6 separate regions of the Homo sapiens genome follow, and all the other regions are linked to region 6. Evidence: read pairs that join two places in POLR2A ChIA-PET (ENCODE). Cell type or tissue: MCF 10A. All regions are shown on one strand.

Evidence for each region. Peaks named below come from ENCODE experiments on the same cell type or tissue, not always from the same donor. Only the 100,000 strongest peaks of a DNase experiment are listed, where the experiment ranks them.
Region 1: POLR2A ChIA-PET joins it to region 6 with 11 read pairs; 3 of 35 experiments call an interaction of 5 or more read pairs at or near these places.
Region 2: POLR2A ChIA-PET joins it to region 6 with 17 read pairs; 4 of 35 experiments call an interaction of 5 or more read pairs at or near these places.
Region 3: POLR2A ChIA-PET joins it to region 6 with 22 read pairs; 4 of 35 experiments call an interaction of 5 or more read pairs at or near these places.
Region 4: POLR2A ChIA-PET joins it to region 6 with 25 read pairs; 2 of 35 experiments call an interaction of 5 or more read pairs at or near these places.
Region 5: POLR2A ChIA-PET joins it to region 6 with 19 read pairs; 5 of 35 experiments call an interaction of 5 or more read pairs at or near these places.

Annotation. Positions count from the first base shown.
Region 1 is chr1:44,436,846-44,440,845 of GRCh38, reverse strand. All of the region lies in intron 2 of RNF220 (ring finger protein 220), which reads right to left. Among named protein-coding and RNA genes, the nearest start is that of RNF220, 34 kb to the right of the region's middle. RefSeq lists an enhancer at 3,992-4,000. In MCF 10A, no CTCF peak of the experiment used is centred here; no DNase peak of the experiment used is centred here.
Region 2 is chr1:44,630,113-44,634,112 of GRCh38, reverse strand. RNF220 (ring finger protein 220) reads right to left here. Exons shown (of 15, transcript NM_018150.4): 6 at 1,728-1,770. Among named protein-coding and RNA genes, the nearest start is that of SNORD145, 39 kb to the left of the region's middle. RefSeq lists enhancers at 800-1,347, 1,417-1,506, 2,117-2,206, 1,897-2,444, 2,537-2,636 and a silencer at 1,777-2,086. In MCF 10A, no CTCF peak of the experiment used is centred here; DNase peaks (open chromatin) are centred at 1,782 and 2,162.
Region 3 is chr1:44,484,046-44,488,045 of GRCh38, reverse strand. All of the region lies in intron 2 of RNF220 (ring finger protein 220), which reads right to left. Among named protein-coding and RNA genes, the nearest start is that of MIR5584, 59 kb to the left of the region's middle. RefSeq lists enhancers at 2,776-3,654, 3,655-4,000. In MCF 10A, no CTCF peak of the experiment used is centred here; DNase peaks (open chromatin) are centred at 2,205, 2,685, 3,445 and 3,705.
Region 4 is chr1:44,421,972-44,425,971 of GRCh38, reverse strand. The region is part of intron 2 of RNF220 (ring finger protein 220); the gene reads right to left. Among named protein-coding and RNA genes, the nearest start is that of RNF220, 19 kb to the right of the region's middle. In MCF 10A, no CTCF peak of the experiment used is centred here; a DNase peak (open chromatin) is centred at 2,171.
Region 5 is chr1:44,444,716-44,448,715 of GRCh38, reverse strand. The region is part of intron 2 of RNF220 (ring finger protein 220); the gene reads right to left. Among named protein-coding and RNA genes, the nearest start is that of RNF220, 41 kb to the right of the region's middle. In MCF 10A, no CTCF peak of the experiment used is centred here; no DNase peak of the experiment used is centred here.
Region 6 is chr1:44,551,952-44,555,951 of GRCh38, reverse strand. All of the region lies in intron 2 of RNF220 (ring finger protein 220), which reads right to left. Among named protein-coding and RNA genes, the nearest start is that of MIR5584, 8.5 kb to the right of the region's middle. In MCF 10A, no CTCF peak of the experiment used is centred here; DNase peaks (open chromatin) are centred at 1,081, 2,011 and 2,981.

The sequences.
Region 1 (4,000 bases), 120 kb after region 6:
GAAAGCTCTGCTCTAAGCTCTTTTACTTCCATGCTGGGTCCCAAGCTCACCCATGATTAATACTGCCTCAACAGAAAAAGCATCAAGTTGAGAAGGTGTCTGTTCTTAGTCAGAATTCTTTCCATCCTGATCTAAGAGATCACTGGGTAGAGCTTTCTGAAGTCTGCTGGAGTGACAAAAAGGGAAGAGCACAGATTTTTGGCATCAGACAGGTCTGTCTTTGAATCCCAGCTCTGCCACTAACTAGCTGTATATTGGTCAAATGTCTTAAATTCTCTGAGTCTCAGCTGCACTATATAAAATGGAGACAATGTCTACCTGCAGGGCTGTTAAACAGTAAATTTTAAATTTATTTCCTCTTTACTTTCTCTGTAATAGCAACTGGCTAGGAACATTAGCCCCAATGCCAGGGTCAGCTTTGACTAAGTCCCTCCATTCTTTGCCATGTCCTCTTCATCTTTTGCCACTCTCCACCCTTGCACACTGCATACCTGGCTAGAGTGAACCCTTTTCAGTTCCCTGAATGCATCAAGCTCTTTCTGGACAGAGCTGTCCAACAGAACCCTCTGCAATGATGAAAAGGTTCAGTACCTGCTCTGTCCAATATAGTAGCCACTAGTCACATGTGGGTAGTCAGCCTTTGAGCTGTAGCTGATGGGACTGATGAAATAAAAATTTAATTTTATTTAATTTTAATTAATTTAGATGTAAATATACCCACATGGCCAGTGGCTACCATGACTTATAGTTCTAGACTGTAAGTCTTTGCATTTGCTACTTACCTGCGTGAAATGTATTTCCCCACTCTTCACCTAGCTAACTTCTACTCAGTCACAAAACCTTAACTTGAGCATCTGTTCCTCCAGGATGCATATCCTGTGTCCCTGGATCAGTTAGGTTTCCCTTTTGTTCCCGTCTCTAGCATCTACACTTCTCTTATCTCACTCATCACATTTTATTTCAACGACTGGTCTGTCTGTATTTTCCACTAGCTGTAAACCCTATGGCCCTCCTCTGTCAGGTCTTGGTACCTCTCATCTTCCCTTTGAGTGGACATCCACAGGAACTTAGGATCTAGATTTTTTTTCCAAAACTGGGGACTATCTTTGAGATAACTACTGCACATTTGAATAGCTTTAGGGATTCATTAGAAGTGGCCTTACAGCTTTCTAAGGATAAGCCAAAAGGGAAAAAAAAATGATAAAATGCCTTGTTAAAAAGTAAAAACTTAAGGCTATTCTGGACACACTGCCTATGGGGTAGCCCTGCTCCACAAGGCATAAAACTAAATAAAATAAAATAAAAATAAATAAAAACAAATAACAACAACAACAAAAAGCTCCACCACCCTAAAGTACCAAGACAAATGATAAACTGAAAAAAAATGCAACAAATATTATAGATTAAAAAAGATTAATATCCTTCCTATTAAAAAGAGCTCTTAAAATCAATTAGAAAAAGATGGAAACCCTGTAAAGGACATGGATAAGCAATTCAAAAAAGAAGATAAACTAATCCCAATAAGTGTTTTAAAAAATGTTTAGCTTCACTAGTAACTAAAGAAATACAGATTAAATAAATAAGAAACCATTTTGTCTACTAAATTGCCAAAGATTAAAAATATTTATCATAATGTGTTGATAACAGCATAAAGAAAAAGGTAATCCGGCAAGCGGCATAAAGATTTAAATATGCCTACCTTTTTATCTAACATTTCTACTTTCGAGAATATATCCTAAGAAAATGATCAGACGCTTGACAAAAGTAAATTCACAAAGATGTTCTCTGTAATGTTGTTTCTAATATTGAAAAGCTGGAAACATCCTAATTAGACAACCAGAGATTGGTTAAATAAAATGTAATGCATCCCTGCAATGGAATACTAAGCTTTTAAGAGTAGTGATGGTGATGGAGATTTATGTTGACATACAGTAGTATCTGTAATAAATGAAAAAGTGAAAAAGAAAGTAACAAATCAGCATTTGGTATGACCCTACTTATATCAAAACACACTGATCTACTTATTATCTACTCATTAAAAGGAAGCTGGAATGATACATACCAAAATACTAATGATTTTTGTCTATGTGTTTTATTCTCTTTCTCCTCTAAAAATCATGGCAGATAGCCAGCGGGAGGTTGTCCATAGGATTCTCTGGTATAGGGTTTTTGTCTCCTTAAATGGGTCACAGGCCACCTAAGAAACATCCAGTACTAGGTTCCCTGGCTGATGTAGCTGTAAGCTCAATGGGAGCCTAGACCTTACCTGTATTATTCATTACTGTATCCGGAGGGCCTAAAATTGCCTGGCACCTAGTAGGTATTCAATAAGTACTCGAATTAATGAATCGTACCAGAGTACCAATTTTACTTAATGATAGGCATATTAAAACATTATTTTGACAAAGTAAAACTGAAGTACAGACCGGACACAGTGGCTTACTCCTATAATCCCAGCACTTTGGGAGGTCAAGGAAGGAAGATCGCTTGAGCCCAGGAGTTTGAGACTAGCCTGGGCAACATTGTGAGACTCCATCTCTACAAAAAAATTTTTTTAATTAGTCAGGTGTAAGGGTGTGTGCCTGTAGTCCCAGCTACTTGGGAGGCTGAAGTGTGAGGATCACTTGAGCCCAGGAGTCTGAGGCTGCAGTGAGCCACAATCACAACACTGCACTCCAGCCTGGGTGACTGAGCAAAATGCTGTCTCAAAAACAAAAAAACAAACTAAAGTACAAAATTTACAAAAATTTAAGCTAAAAACAAGACTTCTAATAGTTGATCCTTTGTATACACGATTGCAATGCTGGAGGGCAGAAGTTAGTTTTCTTCTATATGTGTATTTTCCCAGAAGAGTTTGAGAAACAGTAAGTTAGTGTCTCTGTTTAAGGCCTTTCCCAACCCCTCATGAGGCCAGGTATTACAATCTTTAATTTACAGATGAGAAAATGAAGGTTCAGTGGTTGCAAGATCACACAGTTACACAGTGGATTGAATCAGGATTCAAATCCAGGCCTGTCTGTCTCCAGAACTCATCTGTGGTTTTGAGAGGTTGAAAGCAAGACAATGAAAAGGACATTGCAGATCATGACAGCTACTGTCTGCACTTCCTAACAAGTCACCATCCCTTACCCCTGAGCTCCCAGGTCTAAGAGGTGCTTTTTCTTAACCCTTAGAGAATCCAGAGGACGATTTGTCACCAGGGTTATTAGCATTTCTCCCTGGATATCGACAGCTTGTCTTTCCTCCCTCCAACCAGTGACTGATTTCTTCAAATGCTCGCCAAATACAGCCCAAGTCACCATGGTAAATGTATTGACAGACTCATATTAACAGCTACTGAGCATTTACAGGGTTGTAAGTTATGCGGGGTGGGGTGGGGGAAGATAAGAAAAATCACAGGGAAATAAAACAAGTTCAATCAGCAGTGACAATTATTTATTTAAAAGCTGCTGGTTGGAACAGTTTTTAGAATATATTTTAATTGCTAATTATGGTTTCTAACAGGAGAGTGGCCTCAATCAGAATTGCTCCTCCTTAAAGCTAATCATTAATATTTTAGCGGCTTGGCTCAGAAACTGTGCTCATGCAGTTGGCCCACCCACAGCTGTGTCTATGCAATCGACTTTAGCTTTAGCTGCTCACTTGGAAACAGAAAGTCTACCGCATTGGTTGGTTTGCTATGCCACTCCCAAAGCGTGCTATTCCATTTGCCATAAGGCAGTAGTAGTCTTCTAAATACTTACTTCTCTGAAGATTGAGGCTCGTTCAATAAGCAAAATTGTGCTCTAAGCCACCCAAACAACTGTCAGTTTTTCAAAGGAATGACCTATCTTTTCTAAGTTAATTTACACCTTTTACTGGGGGACATAAGTGTTGCCTTAGGCAAGATAGAGAATCCTGAAGAGTTTGTTTTCAGTTTCTAATTCCCTGGGCACTTCTGTGTGAACTTCATAACAAATAAGGTCAGCTTCCAGGCCCAGGGAGGTGCCAGGGGTAAACA
Region 2 (4,000 bases), 78 kb before region 6:
CAAAACAGAGCAACCCCAGAAAGACCCAAACCAAAAGGAAAGCTACCATCCTGCCAGAACTGGGCATGGAGTTTGAGGAAACTTGGTCTGTAGCCCAGTCCATCTCTTCACTTTCCTGTGTCTTCACTATAGGTGACATGACTGTGTCCTAGTGCCTCACTTGACTTTGTGGACACAGATCGAGAACTCTTCATTTTGGCTGCCCTAACTCTTGGAATCTCAGACTTAGGTAGCCTTGACACTCTAGAGCCAGGGCTGGGATGGAGAATGGACGTGAAACATCAGAAAGGCATTGAGCAAAGGACCCTGAGAGTTCTAGAAGTGTAGTAAGGAGCAGTGTGCCAACACAAAGCTTCCTCCCTACCATGCCTACACCAAGGGAATGCCTCCCTGGGGAAGAAGGTGCTGATGATACCACAATGTTCAATGACTAAGGAAACGAATCTCATGGAATGGTCAAGAAAGGCACAATACTGGATGCGCTCCTTGCTCAGGACACACAGGCCAGCAGATGATCCCTTGTTGTCCCTGGAAAGCACCCCAATGGACTGGGCTTCATCTGCAAATTCTCAGAGAAGGAAGGCAGGTTTGGTTTTCACCTTCCCATTCATCTTCTAAATCCTGAATTAAGCTTACCAAAGTGTGGTAGGGAAAGTTCTGTTCTCTATCCAGAGGCTACGTACGAGTAGGAAGAATCAAAGCATTTGCCAAGGAGGTAGCATGGCATGGTTGGAGAAACACGGGCTTTGGTGGGAAACAAACTTCAATTGAATCATGGCTCAGTTACATCCCAGCTGTGTACTTTTAAACAAACCACTTTCACCTCTCAGAGCCTGTTTTCTTATTCACAAAAGGTGTGTAATACTCTTCTCAGAGGCGTTGTGAGAATGGTGCTTAACATGGCGCCAGCCCATCATGAATTTCTCCCTTTTCCAGACTAGGGCTCAGCCTGGCAGCAGAAACCAAGTGATAAGAGCTGGGGATCTTGAACTCCATGGCCTCTCTCACTTACCAGCTGACCCAGAGACCCTAAACCCCTTACAGCCACCCCCCAGATACCACACCCCAGTAAGCACAAAAAGCTAGGATCATTCAATTGTATTCAGCAAACAGGAATGCTCCAGAGGTTTGAATCCAAAAGGGGGGCTGCTAGGTAGTGCATACACGGCCTGCTTTCAGAGAAGGCCTCTAAGAGCTGTCGAGCCCACGCTGATCACCTTTGTGAAATGTGGGCCGACTGATAACTCAAAGAGCCCTGGGATGAGTTAGTTCCTGTTGCCGTGGGAACTCCAGATCTCACTGTATTGTCAAGTCTCAGCAGAGGGGCTGTATTCACACTACTGGGCACTGATTAAAAACTGGAAGAAAAACATTCTCAGCGCCCTGCAGGTTTGTATAGTGAGGTCCCAGCAGTTTGCAAATTCAAAGCTGAGCTCCCGAGTAGAATTGTGTAGCTCGTTCCTCATTCTCCGGCACTTATTGCCCCCCCAGGGTTCTTCAGGGCCTTTAGAGAGGTTTGGGCAAGAGCTGGGCGCCATACCTCCATTAGACAGACGGGGAAACTGAGAGCGGCAGCTTTGGTTTGCACATACTCAGGCGCCGTGACTGCGAAGAAGCCAACGGGCCCCAGAGTCGAAGAGACCCAGGCAAGCCAGGAGCGGCAGGCAGTGAGGGAGGGAGGGAGGAGGCCGGGGGTGGGGCGGAGGGAGGGGCCGGGCAGGACTCACCATTCAGTCGGGTCTGCCGGTTGGCTCGTACTCGCAGAAAGGTCTGGGAGAAGATCGCGGGCAGATGCAAGAAAAGAAAAGAGAGCGTCAGGCGCGGCCTGCAGTCCTGGCCCCCGCCCCAGCACCGGACCCCCGACCAAAGCTGCTCCGCCCCAAACAGCCCGTAAACAAACCTACTTCCTCCCTCCCGCCGGCCCCTCTGCTCCTCCGGCCGCTCCGGGCTCTCGGCATAGCCGCCGGGCGCTGCTCTAACGGGACCCCGTGGCCGCTGCGCGGTGCCGCCCCAGCCCTGGCCTCCGGCGCTCTGGGCCCCACGGCCGCCCGGCCGGCGAGGGCGGCGATGCGGGCGGATTCCCCGTGGCTGCCCGGCGGCGGCGGCACTTCAGCTCCAAGCGGCGGCGGCGGCCATGTTGGCCCTAATCACGTGATCTGCCGCCGTCGCGCGCTGGGGGTGAAAGTTCACAATGCGGCGGGGGCGGCCGGACAGAGACCAGGAAGCTGCCGTTTGTACTCGGGTAGCAACCGGCAGAAGCCTCCCCGGGGTCCCTCCCACCGCCCGTGAAGCCTACCCACCCAATCTTTAGCGGCTGCGAAGTCCTTCCACCCCACTCCACGACCCCTCCCGCTGCGGGGCTCCTTCCGCCCCATCGCCCGGCCCCGGCTCCCGCCTCCTGTGCCTGCCTTTCTCGCGGCTGCCCTTAGGGCAGAGGCATCGCGTTGGGTGCTTTACAGGGGACAAGGCGTCCGAATTCCCTATCGCCTGTGGGCGATCCCCGCCCAACCCCTAGGCCATCCAGTTCTGTTATCAGAGGACTCCCAACATGTCAGCTGTCTGCTGCACGGCCCCTGGAGCTCCCATAGGCACTGCATACCCACACGGCCAACATGGCCAACATGGAACTCAGTATCCTCCAAACAGAGGCCTTCCTCTTGGGTTCCCTGTTCATAAGAGGAAGCCACTATCTACTCAGGTGTGCCCACAGAAGAAAGTTGAGAGTCGTCCTGGACCCCACTTTCTCCATCCCTCACACTCAATCCTTTTCTAGATCCTGAAAGTGTACATTGAAAGGTCGCTAATTTTCTCATCTCCACCTCTGTATCTCCTACTCATCCTTCCAGGTCTAACTGAAAAATAGCTTTGCCTTGTGTAAGAGTACATTCATCTCTGCGCCGTTATCATCGCTTGTGAAGTTTTTATCAGTGGACTGACCACTTCAGGGTTGGGGCCGTGTGTGAATTATTTGGGTGAACCCAGAGCCCAGCATGGCACTGGGCAAAGGCAAGTCAGCCCTGAGTTGTTCTTCCATGGTTGTACCTACCTTGGTTGTCGTTGTGCTCCAGTCATACATAATCTTACGAGCTCTCGAAATTTGCAGCTGTTCCCGTCTCATCTTTTGGTCTCTAGCTTCTCTCTCTGCAACCCATCCTCCACACTACACACAATGTGATCTTTCTATTGGACAAAATTAACCCTCTCCTTCTTTAAATCCTTCAGTGGTTCTCCATCAAGGCATATAGGCCTTCCCTGTCTGCCTTGCCAGACTCTTCTCTCACTCCTATTCTCTCCCTTTACATTCCTGACACTCAGCTTTGCAGAGCTAACTAGCTCTTTGAGCACTCCATGCTCTGCACTCCAGGCCAGAGAGCCTCCATGCCCTCCAGTATCCCTTGCTTGGTTAACTGTTGTTCATCCTTCAGGACTCTGGCAAGACTTAGTTTTGTCCCCCAAGCCTGGGTTTGATGCCTCCTCTGAGTTTTCAGTTCCACTGCTTCTCTTTGATCATGTATATTTTGATTGTTTGTTTACATATCTGTCCCTTGTACTTGGAAGGTCATCTCTAGCCATTTACCCAGCACAGCGTCTTGCATGAAGGAGACACCAGTGGGAACGGGAGAAAGACTTTATGAGATAAGCCCTGAGCCCAGTGATGGGTTGGGAAACAATCTCGGATTTAGGGCCAGACAGACTCAAGTTCAAGTCCTAATTCTGTTACTTACAATTTATGTGTTCTTAGAAGAGTCACCTCTTTCTAGGCCTGTTTCCTTGGTAATAGACTGGGCATGATGAATACAGTTGCTATGAGGTTTAAGTGAGGTAATGATAAAGAGGGTTAGTTAGTCAGCAGGGGCTAAGTAAATGAGAATTCAAACCAGAAACCAAGGCTCATGCCTTTAATCTTAGCACTTTGGAAAGCCAATGCAGGAGGATTGCTTGAGCCCAGGAGTTCAAGACCAGCCTGGGCAATATAGTGAGACCCTGTCTCTATGAAAAA
Region 3 (4,000 bases), 68 kb after region 6:
GTGGGCTGTGATCATGCCACTGCACTCCAGCCTGGGTGAAAGGGCAAGACTCTGTCTCAAAAAAAAAAAAATCGCAGTGCCAAAAGGCTACCACTCTAAGATACTCCTATTACTAAAGTGAGCAGGTCCCTAGTTTATTTATTTTTATATTTATTTATTTATTTTTGATACAGAGTCTCACTCTGTCACCCAGGCTGGAGTGCAGTGGTGCAATCTCGGCTCACTGCAACCTCCACCTCCCAGGTTCAAGCAATTCTCCTGCCTCAGTCTCCTGAGTAGCTGGGATTACAGGTGTGTGCCACCATGCTCAGCTAATTTTTGTATTATTATTATTGTTATTATTATTATTATTATTATTATTATTATTATTATTTTAGTAGAGATGGGGTTTCACCATGTTGGCCAGGCTGGTCTCAAACTCCTCACCTCAAGTGATCCATCCTCCTCAGCCTCCCAAAGTGCTGGGATTACAGGTGGGAGCCACCATGCTCGGCCCACGTCCCTACTTTATAACTCAAACAAACAAGGATGCCCAGGGGCTTCTCTCCCTTTATCTCCATCCTAAATTTTGAGACTTTACTCTCAAAACCCAAATTCTGCAAAAGGGTCACAAATCAGGGTATAGTCCTTACTTCTGTTGCAGCAACCACCATTTTATTTTATTTTTTATTTTTTAAAATTATTTATTTATTTATTTATTTATTTATTTTTGAGACAGAGTCTCGATCTGTCACCCAGGCTGGAGTGCAATGGCGCAATCTCAGCTCACTGCAACCTCTGCCTCCCAGGTTCAAGTGATTCTCCTGCTTCAGCCCCTCAAGTAGCTGAGACTACAGGCATGCACCACCATGCCTGGCTAATTTTTCTATTTTTGGTAGAGGCAGGGTTTCACCATGTTGGCCAGGCTGGTCTCGAGCTCCTGATCTCAGATGATCTGCCCGCCTCAGCCTCCCAAAGTGCTGGGATTACAGGTGTGAGCCACCGCACCTGGATGACAATTTTTAAACCGTCCTTCTAATTCTAACACACAACCTGGGCTAAAGCAGTTTGCTGCTGTTAATTGTGTTACTTATAATAATAGTTAACATTTATTGAGCACTTGCTGTTTGCCAGGCATTGTTCTAGGCTTTTTGCATGGATTATCTTATTTATTCCTTAGAACAACCCTAGAGGTGGATAATATTATTGCCAATTTCATTTGGTAGATTGTGAAGATTGACTCCTGGAGACATTGGCTCAACTTCCCAAGTCCACACAGCTAGGAGGTGGTGGTGGAGCTAAGATTTGAACCCAGGCAGTCAAGCTTCCCAGCCCACTCTTAGCCATGAAGCTCCATGGCTTCCCAAGTGGGCTTTACCGTTCAACAGACACATGGACGTGTCATGGAACAGCTCTTCTGGAATGGCCCTAGGTAGGTATTGCTGAAGACTATTCTATACTGTGATGCTTATTTTTCCTAACCAACCATTTTGATAAAAAACCAGCCTGATTTATTTGGCCCTGGGTCCATAGATCAATGTTAATCTGCATGTTGGTTTAAGCTCTCACTAGTAACCTTGGAGAGAGAGAAAAGAAGAAGAAAAATGAGGCCAAAATTCATTTTAAATTTTAAAGTTATTTTTAAAAAGAAAGATGACGGGGGAAGAGAACATATGTCTGTCTCTTGAAAGGAATGAGCCTCTGTCTATTGCCCGTGATTTTCTCTGACTTTGAAGCTCTGGCCCCTGCTGGAGCCTCTGAGCTCTCTCAGCCTATGTGCTCCTGTTAAAGGTGATGAGGACAAAATTGGGACAGGTCGCCCAAAGGCCCCCCCCTTTCACTTTGTTCTGGGCGAATGCTCTTTCTGAACATTCTCAGCTTTAGCTAAGCAAGGAAAGGGCAGCCCCTATTTCATAAGAAGAAAGGAAGACGGTCTGGGAGACTGTTCCTTCCCCAAGTATTCAGAGAGTTGCTGAATAATAGGGAGAAAAGAGTCAGAGAAAGGACAAAAAAATAAAAAAGTAAAAATAAATAAAAAATAAAATGACACAGCATAGCTCTAAGCCCTCTCCTATCAGGTTTTACAGAGGGGCAATAGATTTTCTTCATTGCCAGTCCTGACTTATCACAGCCTTGTTTTTAATGAGGTATAATAAGGGGAACATTTTGTAACAACACGGTTCCCCTATTTTATCCCGCAAACAGCTGTGTCATGCTTGTGGCTGGAAGAATGAATCATATCTCTGCCTGCATATGCTAACTCCCATGTAATTACCCCAGCATCTTAAATAAAGCAGGCCCTAAACCTGTCGCTCACATTACAAGCAAACGGTGCAGACCTCGTAACTGGGGCCTCTATTATTACAATTAATTTATCACAGAAGCGACTGAGATTAGAGGCTAGAATTAAAACCCAGAGCATGGAGAGTCACCGCAGTGACACTGAAAAACAGGCTCTTGAGAGGTGGCTGGCTCCAGCGGCTGCCTGACTAATGCCTTTCCTGGGGAAAAACGGCCTTAGTTGGATTTTGTTTTCTTTATATTTTTCCCACTCGAAGATTTTACTACAGTGATTTCGGTGCCTCTCTTGATTCAAAATGATGTTGGAAAAATTCTACCTGCTACTTAACCAGAACCCTGAGCAGGAGTCACTGTTTTCTCATTCTTACACAACCACTGTCTCTCCATAGGAACAATCCCGGGAGACCTCCCATTTGTTTTTGTTATTAGAAAGGAATTTCTCATGACATCAGTTTGTTTCCTTTCAGGGCGCAGGAGATTGGGGGGAGGGAGAGAATAGTCTAGAGCATTTGCCTCAAATATAAAATGCTGTTTGCATCTCTTCAGGCAGGGGTTTCTCAGCCAGGGTTCCTCAACTGAGCCACAAAGACAGAACAATTACCTAAGCAACTCTTTTCTTTTCTTTGTTTTTTGATGGAGTCTCGATCTGTTGCCCAGGCTAGAGTGCAGTGGCACGATCTCAGCTCACTGTAACCTCCGCCTCCCGGGTTCAAGTGATTCTCAGCCTCCCAAGTAGCTGGGACTACAGGCACGTGCCACCATGCCCAGCTAATTTTTTGTATTTTTACTAGAAATGGGGTTTCATCGTGTTAGCCAGGATGGCCTCGATCTCCTGACCTTGTGATCCACCTGCCTTGGCCTCCCGAAGTGCTGGGATTACAGGCGTGAGCCACCGTGCCCGGCTGTCAGAGCAACTATTTTCTTAGTTCTCCCAAGGATAGTACAACTTGTACATCTAGACTGTACAATCCAGATGCATAGGAGAGAAATTCATTAATTACAGTCAATGGCTTAGGGCATTCGTGCTTACCATGGTTGAAAAAGGTTGAAGAGAGACAATCAGATTGACCCAGTTACAGCAATACCGAGGGACCCCACCTGAGAACCCTCCTCCAGATGTGAGTCAGCTCCCATTCTGTTCAAAACAGTTCTTACTCAGCCCCTGGTGCCCAGCCTCCTTTCGTTCATGGAGTGGCCTCTGCCAGTCCTCCCACCTAAAGCCCCAAGTACGTGCTATGTCTCCAGACACGGCCACAGGGGGATCCTGTGGCTGTTGCCTTCGTACTCACTGGTGCTCAGCAGTCTACTGTCTTTGTCAGTTCTACCCACTGTGCGGCAGTTTGCTATGTGCTCACTTCTTCCTCTTCTTCCTGGGCACACAGCTCGACTGCATTCCCAGCCTCCCTCGCAGTTAGATAGGAATTCCACTCACTGGATCGTAGGTGGAGGTGATGTAAGCCATTTCCCCTGGGCCAATAAAAGTCTCCTACTTGACCCTTCATGCTCTTTTTTTTCTTCTATGCCAGTTACAGCATCCAGCAGGGGGATCCTGAACCCTAGGGGACGGCTCAACCTGAATTCCAAAGGCACCGCTATGTGACTGCCTTCTAAAAAGGATTTGTTGGATGTAGTCATTAGCCTACCCTAATAAACCCTGAAAATGAGATGCCTCGACCCCACCTCAGGAGGCTCTACAGCTTGTGAAGAACAAGGAAGGAAG
Region 4 (4,000 bases), 130 kb after region 6:
TGCGGTCGGTCTCAGGGAACACAGACTGTCTTCTGTAGCTCAGCTTCAAGGAGGGAATGGCATGTCAGAGGGCTCCCTCTAGGTTGAACACTCAGGCATTTCATAAACTATTTTAGCCCCCAAAGACCATTTTGCTCTTGAGACAGACGTAGATAGACATCTTGCATGTACCTATGTGTATGTGAGGGTATGGCATTTATACGGTTACTTTTAGATTACAAAACACATCTGGATTATCTATTTACTCAGCAACCCTGTAGGGTAGGGCAGGGATTATCTACCATCTCCCATTTTATATATGAGGAGCTGGGGCTCAGAGAAACAGAGACTTACCCAGCATCACACGGCTAGTAAATGACAGGCCCAGAGCTTCTGACTGTGCTGTTGCCCTATTGCTGAACCGTTCCTCTATTTCTAGTCACCACCTCCCACTTGTAAACATGCCAGGAGGTGCCCAGTGTTGTGGTGGATCCTGTGTGGCCCTTCAGACTATGTCCAAGTGAGTAGAGCCAGCTGGCAACTCTGCAAACTCAGCAGAAGAAACAGTGATCCTGGGTTCATTTACTTTAACAACAAGTATTTACCAAGCTAGGCACTACGTGAGGGGACACGCTAGATGGAGTCACATAGGGAGACAGACATGGGCCCATGGGAGAGGCACAATTAAGCAAATAATTACAATTTAATGTGATGAGTGTTTTTAAAGGGGGAATTATGTTGGGGGAAAAATACCATCCCCAACTCCATAAGCAAAGTTGACGAGAGCATCCCCTACTGTGCAGGTACCCAAAACCCCCTGAACCTCTCAGAGCAAGCCCCTAGTCACGGCTCACTGAACCTTCTACCCGGTGGCAGCTGCCCCCTGGAAGGGTTAAAGCTTAAAGCAGAAAGCCAATCTGCAGGTGTTGGTGACTAATTCTGACACTGACAGATTCCTCTAACCCTCCAACTTTTATTTCTTTACAAATGAGCATTTGAATGAAAGCTCAAGGGTTGCGGAAGAGGACAGAGGAGGCTGGCAAAGCATACACACCAAACCCTCTCCAGCCCCTTCTCGGCAGAGCAACAGCAGTGAGAAGATAAGCGGGCTGGAGCCCAAGGGGCACCGCAGCGCACACCGGCCTCCCTCACATCTGGCCAAGCACCTCCAGACCCTCCGCTGGGCCACCTCATCATAATAATATTGCACCAAGAAGGGGAGGTCTGGGCACATACAGTCACTTGATCAGCAATAAGACAGGCAGAGGGAGGCAATCCGAGGAGGAGCAGTGGCAGAGGGGGAGCCGGGACAGGTGGACAGATCCTCCCCAAGACAGGAGACTGGATGAGGAAGGTACTGTTTGTGAGCAGATGCTGGGTCTTCACCCTTCCCCTGCCTGCCCAGACTCCTCAGTGGGTTTCCATCCTCTCCTTTCCTCCCCACTAGTCCTCACTCCCCTTTCTGCAAGGCCAAACACCTCGGTGAAACCTTCCCCCGAGACTTTCACCCTAGATGAGTGATTCCTAAACCTTAAGGAAAACAAGAATCACCTAGGATGGCTACTTGCTGAATACACAGTTTTTAGGCTGTATTCCTTGTGATTCTGAAGATGAAGTCTAGTGTGGGCCCTGGGAATCTGCATTATAAATAACATTCTTCACCCCACCCCCATCCCTGTCCCCATCCTCCACTATCACCAGCACAAGTGATCTGAAACAGGCAGTCCTTAGATCACATTCTGGGAAAGCCAGCCTCAGGGATGACTCTCTCTCTCTCTTGAAATCCTAGTGCCCTTACTGTCTGTTATTTTACATTATCATTTCTTTTTCATATATACAGTTTAGCTACTCACCTTAACCATAAGGCTGTCAAGAAGAGGAAGTATCATCTCCTACTTCTTTGATTCCCTTGCAAACAGCACCGAGCACAACGCTCTACACACAGGAGCTCAGGAAATGTTCGTGGATGTAGAGCGATGATGAAGATAAGAGGCCAGGGAAGGAAAACCACAGCGGGGATGGTGGAGTACAGAGGCCCCGCCTGGAAGGAACTGTTTTTAGCATGCCGACGTGTGCCAGGCTAGAACAACGGTTTGCTTCGCTTTCTTTTTTTCCTTCTTCAATACTCTTGGCACTACATGCCTAACCTCCCTCGCGAAAGTCAAGCCTGAGCAATGCACCTCCCAGAGGAAACTTTGCCAAGAAACTCTGCCAAGAATCCCGGGTGCTATGTGGCTTAGTTTAACGGCCAAGCGAGTACTCTAGGCCCTGAGACCTGTCACGTTTCCGGGTAGGGCAAAGGATAGAGCTAAGCCTGAACTTTAGTAAAAAGATGAGGACCCTTAATCTAACTCACTAAACATCAGCAGGGCAATGGCCCTCCTTCATTCAGCAAATATTTCCAGAGTATCTACTCTGTGCCAAGCATGGTTCTGGGTGCTCATGGGTCCTCTGGTGGTTAAGATAGCATATGTTATCAGAAAGCATTTTCTAGTGACATATCTTTAGAAAGTTACTTTAAAAGCAGGACCCTAGATGATGATGAGCCTCAGAGCCACATAAGCACCAAATGGATATTCTCAAGAATGCCTGGTTATAGGATGAAGTGCTATAGACATCCAAGGTCAGGTCTCAGGCCCTGCCAGGGAACAATTCTATTCTCACTTCACTGTGAGCAATCCTTGGCAATTCTGGAGTTCTTTCTTCCACTCTCAGATACTACAGTTTGTCCAAAAAAGCCAACTGCTACCCCTAGCTCCTTTGAATAAATAACTCCTTCTTGATTTTCAGATATCAGCGTAAAGGTCACTTGCTCCAGAAAGCTATCCCTGACTCTTAGACAAGATTAGATGCTCCAACTTCTAAGTCTCATGGCATGTTATATTTCCCCTATGACAGCACTTTTCGCAGCATCCTACAATTGCTAACTAAACTTTGAAGTCCAGTAAGGCAGGGGCTATAATCTATCTTGCACATCAGTCTATTCCCAGTACCTCGCATGGTGCCTGGAACAATGTAGGTATGCAGTAAATACAGCTGAATGATTAAACCAATGAGTGCATCACATTTGACCAATGATATGGCAACTGAGTCATGTCTCACATACTCTGCGACAGTTTTATCCACTGCCACCAACAAACAGCTAAGATGAAGCAGTACTATTCCTTCTGTGGGACCAGTATCTTATGGAGGTAAAACTGGGGCTCACAGCAGCACCCCAGTACAGACTCCAGGAGGCACTTCCCACGATCAAAGATGGATTCAATACTACAGAGTCAATATAATGTCCTCAAGAGCCTGAGAGCTATTCTGGCCATGAGCAACAGACTTGAGTTTCTTACAAGTCACTCAACTTCTCATAGGCTCAGCTTTCTCATGAAGAGGACAGTGGGTACTTCAGCAGCAGGCACTCACTTTAAATAAAGAAGAAATGACAATAAAAATCTCCCCATACCATGATGGTAAGTTAGAAGGAGAAGGCAGCATTTGCAATGAAGCATCTCTGTGGTTAGGAAAGGGTTAAACCCATGTCTGGGTTCTTTTCCCCGTAAATCAGCCTTGACTGCTGCTCAGTCTGAATGAAGCCCCACCAGGTTGGCCTGTCAGGAAGGAAGCCCATGCGTCCAGACTTTTGTTGTTCTAAGGATTTTTTTTTTTAATTTTACTGCTCAGGAAGGAAGCTGAAGCCTAGGCCCTAACTGCAGTCCTGCTGATTCCTCAGCCGAGCATGCGCCACTGCCCTTACCACTCCAGCGACCTCTCAGACTCCGCTCCTTTTCTAGAATTCCTTCTGAACCATGATTTTGGCATTTGGACCTAAATCCCAGACTTTCTCCTTCAAGAACCAAAAATTAAGAACATTCAGCATTTCCCTTCCTACCTAGTACACACCTTTGTGACTATATGTGGGAAGGGCTGAGGACAGAGAGGGAGGAGAATTGGGTGCTGCATGACCTTCAGTGACACTTTACTTCCAAAGGTGAGCTGAACCCTTCCTTTAAATGGAGCCATGAAGGAGTTG
Region 5 (4,000 bases), 110 kb after region 6:
GACACTAAATTTCTTTGTATTCCCCTTGTTATAGGTCTCAAGACATGTTTGTTGATTAAATGCTTGAGAAGTTTCCTAAATCTCAAGGAAACCAAGTGTAGACAGTCTTCATTTCTGTTACTATCTAAAAGTCTATAAAAGCATCAAGGTTTCAAACCAAATAAGATTTTTCATCAGTGTCATCAAGGTTAATTGCAGGCATCAGAAAGTTGCAGCTTGGAGCAGCAGGTTGGCTGCAAGAAGGCTTGTGCCACATGATATTGCCCTTATCAAATTTATCAAAGACCAGAGTCTGGCCCTCAGCCTTGCTAGTCCAGAAACTCAATCCTGTCAGAGTCCAGAGAACCCAGGCAGGCACATGCATCTAAGTCTGAAAAAAACTGAAGTATAAAACCAGAATGTCGATTTACTTATTTATTTTTTGAGACGGAGTCTTGCTGTCAACTCAGGCTGCAGTGCGGCAATCTCGGCTCACTGCAACCTCTGCCTCGCAGGTTCGAGCGATTCTCGTGCCTCGGCCTCCCAAGTAGCTGGGATTACAAGCGCACACCACCACACCCAGCTAATTTTTGTATTTTTAGTAGAGACAGAGTTTTGCCATGTTGGCCAGGCTGGTCTCAAACTCCTGACCTCAAGTGACCCGTCCACCTTGGCCTCCCAAAGTGCTGGGATTACAGGCGTGACACTGCCCGGCCAATGTCAGTTTATTAATATACTAAAGGGAATGTGACTGTCAGGAAAATCAGATGTTTGCATCCACCATCATCTCCCCGTAGCTAAGCGACGCGCAAAGCTGTTACCAGGAGTGTACAGTAAGCCCAGAAGGCAGGGACTTAGAAATAGGATTAGAACACTGAACAGCACAGGCAGCATGAAGCAGGGGCAGAGCATCAGCTTTGGAACCAGAGAGGCCTGGACACACATAGAATTATTCACGTCCCAGCAGAGTGGCAGTGGGCAAGTCACTCACCTTCTCTAAACTCCGGTTTTTAAAGGGTGAATAATACTTCACTGGCTTATGGTGAGGGTTAAATGAGATAATGCATAAAATGCTAAACCAGTCCCTGTCATGTGATACATATTCATCTCCATACCACACATTCATCCATGGCGGCTACATATTCATCTCCATACCAGGGACACACCTGTTAGTGGTTCAAGTCAGCTTTTACAACATCCTTTGCTCTGAACAAAACTAGGGCAGGCAAGACTGGAAGCAAAAGACCATTTAGAAGGGTGCTAAATAATCCAGAACATAGATGCTAGTGACTTAAAATAGGGCTGTAGCGGGGAGAACAGAGATATGTATATAGATTTGAAAGATATTTAGGGGGTAGGTACTATCTTGGCTGTTTTACGTAATTATTTATTGTCCTGACAGCAATTTGTAAAGTAGGTGCCTATTTTTTAGATGAAAGTCAGAGATATTAAGCAACTAGCTCAGGATCACAGGGCAATGACTGAACTGCTATATGAATCACAGCTGGTGTGACTCCAAAGCCTCTCTTCTTCCTACAAACAAAATATACTGCTGTACATATCGTTCTCAACAAGATGTCAATTGTCAGGAATATAGTAATTTCTTAACACTAATAATTAAAGTATTGAACTTTAGAAAAATGATTTGCTTTTTTAGGAAATAAAATGTGGAGCAGATCAAGGTTATCACTATAATAATTAATTTCACTATTGCTCATTTCCATTACAATACATCTTCTTAAGGGAGAGATAGAAAGAAGTGGAGGTAGAGCTCATGGACCAGAAATTATGCATCGCTGCAGGTGTGTCTATGAAACAGTGTTATCTGCGTAACTTCACCCATTATGCCTTATTGAAAACAGTTTAAGAATGGTTACTCCAGCTGGGCATGGTGGCTCACGCCTGTAATCCCAGCACTTTGGGAGGCCGAGGTGGGCAGATCACGAGGTCAGGAGTTTGAGATCAGCCTGGCCAGCATGGTGAAACCCCGTCTCTACTAAAAATACAAAAATTAGCTGGGCGTGGTGGCATGTGCCTGTAATCCCAGCTACTTGGGAGGCTGAGGCAGGAGAATTGCTTGAACCCGGAGGTGGAGGTTGCAGTGAGCCGAGATCACGCCACTGCACTCCAGCCTGGGTGACAGAGCAAGACTCCATCTCAAAAAAAAAAAAAAAAAGGTTACTCCAAGGAACGGCCCGGTCCCTCTTTTTGAGCAAAGACAGTCTTAGCTGAAACATCTATAAGATTTCACTTTAACAGTGACAAGCTCTTCAGACTGCAGACATAGGTGCTAAGCAAATCATACTCTCTCTAGCAGAATTTTTATTTTCCCAGTCACGTTCACACACAAATTACAGTTCACTGCAAAACTTAATTTTTTAGATGAAAGACAATACCATATAACAGATTTGAGCTTCTTTTCTATATGAACTGACAAGTTAGGCTTTCCCCACTTTTACCCCTTACTTTTTAACCGAAGCATAAAACATTACGTTTGTTCTTATAAAATTTTACTTTGAACTAGTTTGAGCCTAAGATTTCATCTTCATGAGATGGATGTAAACCAGCTTTTTTTTCTCTGCAAAGTTAATACTCATGTTTTTATGTTCCTACTCCAAATACTGCTTAAAGCAATTGTGATTTTCAGAAGTTTTTCATAAGTTATTAATTCACTAGACAAATGTTACCACATGCCACCCAAGTACCAGGCTCCTCAAGGAATTTACAGTCTAATAAGGAAAACAGATTGGCACCCAATCATACCCAATACCAGTAATAACATTAATAACAATTACTACTATTTATCATATCCTGCTCTGTGCCAGACACTGTGCTAGGCGCAAGAACAAAAAGATGATGAAGCAATTCCTCTACCTTCAAGGGGCTTCCCATGGCTTGAAAGGACTCATGTATAATATGATGGAAGAGGCAGGCATATTAACCAATAAATGCAATAAACAGGTGCCTTGCTAGAAATAAAGACAGTGTGTTTCGTAGAATACAAGATGGAGGGATTGAGGCGGGATAAGAAGGAGAGTTGGTAAAGGTTTTATAGAGGAGCGGACCTTTGAGTTGAGTTTCAGAAGATGTGCAGGTATTCTCCCAATTAAGAGTAAAGGGAAGAAAAAGGGTAACCATGGCAAATGCAAGTGTAAAACAATTTTATGTGTTTAAGGAGCAACAAGCATTGGTAGAGATGGGGGTTACAGTAAAGAAGGGGGAGGGAGTTGAGAGGATCTAGCAAGAGCCGGAGTAAGAAATTAGAGAGTAGATGATCAAGGATCTCACAGCCCATGTTGTCCTTCTCTTAACTTCAAGGGCAATGGAGAGTCATTGAAGGGTTTTAGGGACGGGAATTACAACAACAGGGTTTCTCTTAGAACTCTGGTAGCTATGAAGACGATGGAATCAAAGTGTTTGAGACTGGAGATACAGAGATCAGTTAGAATATATATTTATAGGAGATATTAATGAGTTGTAATAGTTGAACAGAAGAAATACTAAGCCTACATGAAGAAATTAGGAAAGAGACAACCCAACAGAAAAATGAACAAAACATTGAACAGGCACTTCACCAAAGAGAACATTTAAATGGCCAATAAACATATGAAAAGGTGCTCTAGCTTATCAGTAACCACGGGAATGTAGACAAAAACTAAATTTATATATCCAGAAAGATGATTAAATATTAAAAGGTCTGACAATATCAAGTACTAGTGGGAACATGAAACAACAAAAATTCTTATATACTGCTAAAAATAGAACAAATTGGTAGAACCTCTTGGGAATACAGTTTGACATTAGCTAGTAAAGTTGAAGAAACACTTTCCCCAGGAGGCAGCAATTCTACTCTTGGGTCTCTACCCTCAGGAAACTCAGGCCCTGTACACCAGGATACACATAAAAATGTTTATAGCAGCATTTTTCATAAGAACCAAAGAATTATAAATAACCCAAATGTATATCACCATCAGAATGGATATAGAAATCAAGGTAGGCCGGGCATGGTGGCCCACTCCTG
Region 6 (4,000 bases):
CACAAAGGAGGAGACAATTAACGACATCAAGGAAGGCTTCAAGAAGGGTGTATCACTTTAGCTGGGTCTTGAAAGATTAGTAGGAGTTCAACAGGCAGATGAAGGCATAGAAGACATTCTAAGCAAAGGGAAAGCTATATGCCCAGTCACAGAGGTAAAAATAAATTGGTACATTCAGGCCAGGCGCGGTGGCTCACGCCTGTAATCTCAGCACTTTGGGAGGCCGAGGCAGGCGAATCATGAGGTCAGGAGATCGAGACCATCCTGGCTAACACGGTGAAACCCTGTCTCTACTAAAAAATAGAAAAAATTAGCTAGGCATGGTGGCAGGCGCCTGTAGTCCCAGCTACTCCAGAGGCTGAGGCAGGAGAATGGCGTGAACCCGGGAGGCGGAGCTTGCAGTGAGCCAAGATCATGCCACTGCACTCCAGCCTGGGTGACAGAGCGAGACTCCATCTCAAAAAACTTAAAGTAAATAAATACATAAATTGGTACGTTCAGTATAGCTGGAATTTAGGGTATGCATAGAGGCCATAGGAACTGAGACTGGGCAGGTAGGTGGGGTCAGATCATACAAAGTTGAAAGCCGGGTGGAGTGGCTCACCCCTGTAATCCCAGCACTTTGGGAGGCCAAGGCAGGAGAATCGCTTGAGTCCAGGAGTTCGAGACATTCCTGAACAACAAAGTGAGATCCTGTCTCTACAAAATGTCAAAAACTTAGCTAGGCGTGGTGTCGTGTGCCTGTGGTTCCAACTACACAGGAGGTTGAGGTAGGAGAATGGCCTGAGCCCAGGAGGTGGAGGCTGCAGTGAGCTGTGTTATGCCACTGCACTCCAGCCTGGGCAACAGAGTGAGACCCTGTCTCAAAAAAGAGTTTGAGTGCTATGCTAAGGAGACTGGAGTTGATCCTATAGGCAAAAATGAGCCATTGAAGAAAGTTAAGCAAGGGGTAAGACATGACTGGATTTACATGCTAGAAATATCACTCTTGAAACAGTGTGGAGGAGGAATTAAGGAATCAGAATTGTGGGCAGGGAGACTAGTAAGGAAGCTATTGCAAAAATCTAAGAGGAGGGACAAAGACAGGTCTGAACTAGAACAACCAAGCAGTGGAGATAAAAAGGAAGAGACCAAAAAACGAGTGAAAAGGTGGGTGGTGAAGGTGAGCTGGGAGGGCCGTTGCCTTCTACCTGCTTGCTATGAAATTCCAGCTGGAACTCAGACTGGCTCCCCACCTGGCTGCATGCAAGGAACTGCTCTGATGCAGGGCACTGGGTTCCCAAGCCCCACAGGTTTGCTTCAGATGATTTCTAGGGAAAGGGTAGATCTTCCTGACCCTCCATTCTCTTCTCAGCTGATTCCAAGTCCCAGATCAATGGGATCCCCTTCAGCCCAACTGTTTCCTGTCCTTGGGTCTGACATTGGAGCTTTTTTCTCCAGGACAGAGAGCTTTATTGAGTATGAATACATCAGAGAGCACAATCTTGAAATTCCTGCCAGGATTCCTATTCTGTCTCAGCTTGGGATCCAGTTCTAGGCTAGGGGAGTAAGACAGCAAAGGAGTAAGGGTAGGCGAGAAGGACATGTCCTAAGCAGTGGCAAGCATTCCTCAATTTTTTTGCCCAAGTCCCTCCTCAATGCCTACCAGGCTGCCAGCTCCCAAATTCTGGGCTTTGCCTCTTTAATGGCTCTTGCTCTCTGTCCTGGGTGAAGCCTGAGTGGATAAGAAGACCCAGCCCTCCTCATCTCCATCCTTCCTCCATTCCTGGGGGCAGGGGCCAGAGAGATATCTGTTCGCTTCTGCAGATACACACATCACCCTTCTCCATTCTGTTCTGTGCCCTGAAAGCTGATTTCTGTCTTCTGCCCCAACAACCAAGCTTGCTTGCCTTCAGGATTCCTATGGGGTTTGACACATGGAGGACATTAGAGAACGAGAGGAGAGAAGCAGTTGGGGTGAGTATTGCCCTGGCTCCTTCTCTGCCAGCCAAGGGTTAGCATTCCTTTCCTGAAAGTCACAGCTCCTCCTGCAGCCGTGGTCATAGCCGCAGTTCTTCCTGGGTGCTGGTATATGCTCCTTCAATCCCAGGGGTAGTAACAGCTCCCCTGTCGTTGCTAGCTCTGAAGTACTTCACCTTCTCTTTATAAATCGTCCTTTCCTTAAACTTTCCTTTGTTACCCCATTCGTGGGCCTCTGTTTCTTGCTAGAACACTGACTAGTATAGCAGGCATTCTCAGAGATGGGACACTAACTGGACCATATATTTATTCCAGAAAGTTTTCATCAGTCTTATCCTACTTTGTCTACCATGAGTCTTTCAATACTAAGTGCCTCCTCCTGTTGATGGGCAGAGTGTAGAGAAACCAAACAGCAATTGAATCCCACGCCCTTGGCCTAGGCAGCTTCTCATAGCCACTAGGGGTTCATTTCTACAGGTTTGCAGAGAGTACAACAATGAAAAAGAAGTCATCTCGTTTTTAGTGAGAGAGAAACTGAGACTCAGAGAATGTCAGGACTGGGTAGCTGGATGCCATGAAGCATTCATTCATTCATTCATTCATTCATTCATTCATTCATTCTTATACTCAGCAAATATTTGTAGGGCACTTATCATGTTCAAGATACTATGCTAGTCACCATGGATACCACAAGCAATAAACAAAATATAATCCTGATGTCACTAAGAACACAATTTTGTTGGAGAGACCGACAAGCAGGGAGGCAATTACAAGAAGATAACCTTATTAGAAGAGTGGGTATGAGGAGTGCTGTGGAAATACACAAAAGTGGCACCTATCCTACTCTTGTGGGGTGGACAGAAGAAAGCTTCCCAGAGGAAATGAGTCTAAGCTAAGATCTGAAGGAAATCTTGGAGTTGACAGGGGGAGGAAGAGATAGGGAGAAGAAGAAGGGAACAGTATGTGCAAAGAGAGGAGCTGGAACACAGTGCCTTGGGAAAAGGAAAGTAACTCAGCACGGCTGGAATTTGTAGCTCAAGGCGGGGCGTGGTGAGAGATTAGGCTGGAAAAGTGGTAGAGATCAGATGACATGTGGTCTTCTAGGCTGCATTAAGAAGTTTAGAGGCCGGGCGCAGTGGCTCACGCCTGTAATCCCAGCACTTTGGGAGGCCAAGGCGGGCGGATCACGAGGTCAAGAGATCGAGGCCATCCTGGCTAACAAGGTGAAACCCCGTCTCCACTAAATATACAAAAATTAGCCGGGCGTGGTGGCGGGTGCCCGTAGTCCCAGCTACTCGGGAGGCTGAGGCAGGAGAATGGCGTGAACCCGGGAGGCGGAGCTTGCAGGGAGCCGAGATTGCGCAACTGCACTCCAGCCTGGGTGACAGAGCAAGACTCTGTCTCAAAAAAAAAAAAAAAAAAAAAAGAAGAAGTTTAGAATAGCAGGGAGCCATTGATGGGTTTTTGTTGTTGTTGTTGTTTGTCTGTTTGTTTTTTGAGACAAGGTCTTGCTCTGTTGCCCAGGCTGGAGCGCAGTGGCACAATCATGGCTCACTGCAGACTTGACCTCCGAGGCTCCTACCTCAGCCTGCCAAGTATCTGGGACTTGTATGTGCTGCCACATCTGGCTAGCTTTTTCTATTTTTTTTGTAGAGGTGGGGTCTCACTCCTGTTGCCCAGGCTGGTCTTGAACTCCTAGGCTCAAGCAATCCTCCCAAAGTGCTGGACTTACAGGCACGAGCCGCCACACCCAGCAGGAGTTTCATTTTCATTCATGATGGACACATCTGAGACAGCCTAAAGGAGGCCATTGTGAGGATCTGGAGTTTTCCTGCTCACAAGTTCTGAGCCTGCTGCGGAGCCTTTTTGAAATAGTCTTAGATGAGGCTTATAGGACCCAACCAAGTAGCCTCTATACTCCAGTTTCAGTAGCCTGCTGTCCACGGTTTGGTGGCATATACCAGGCACTAGAGGGGCAATGGCTTCCACTGGCACACATCAAATGACTTCCAGCTTGGAGTCAGGCCCTCAGAGGAGGTGG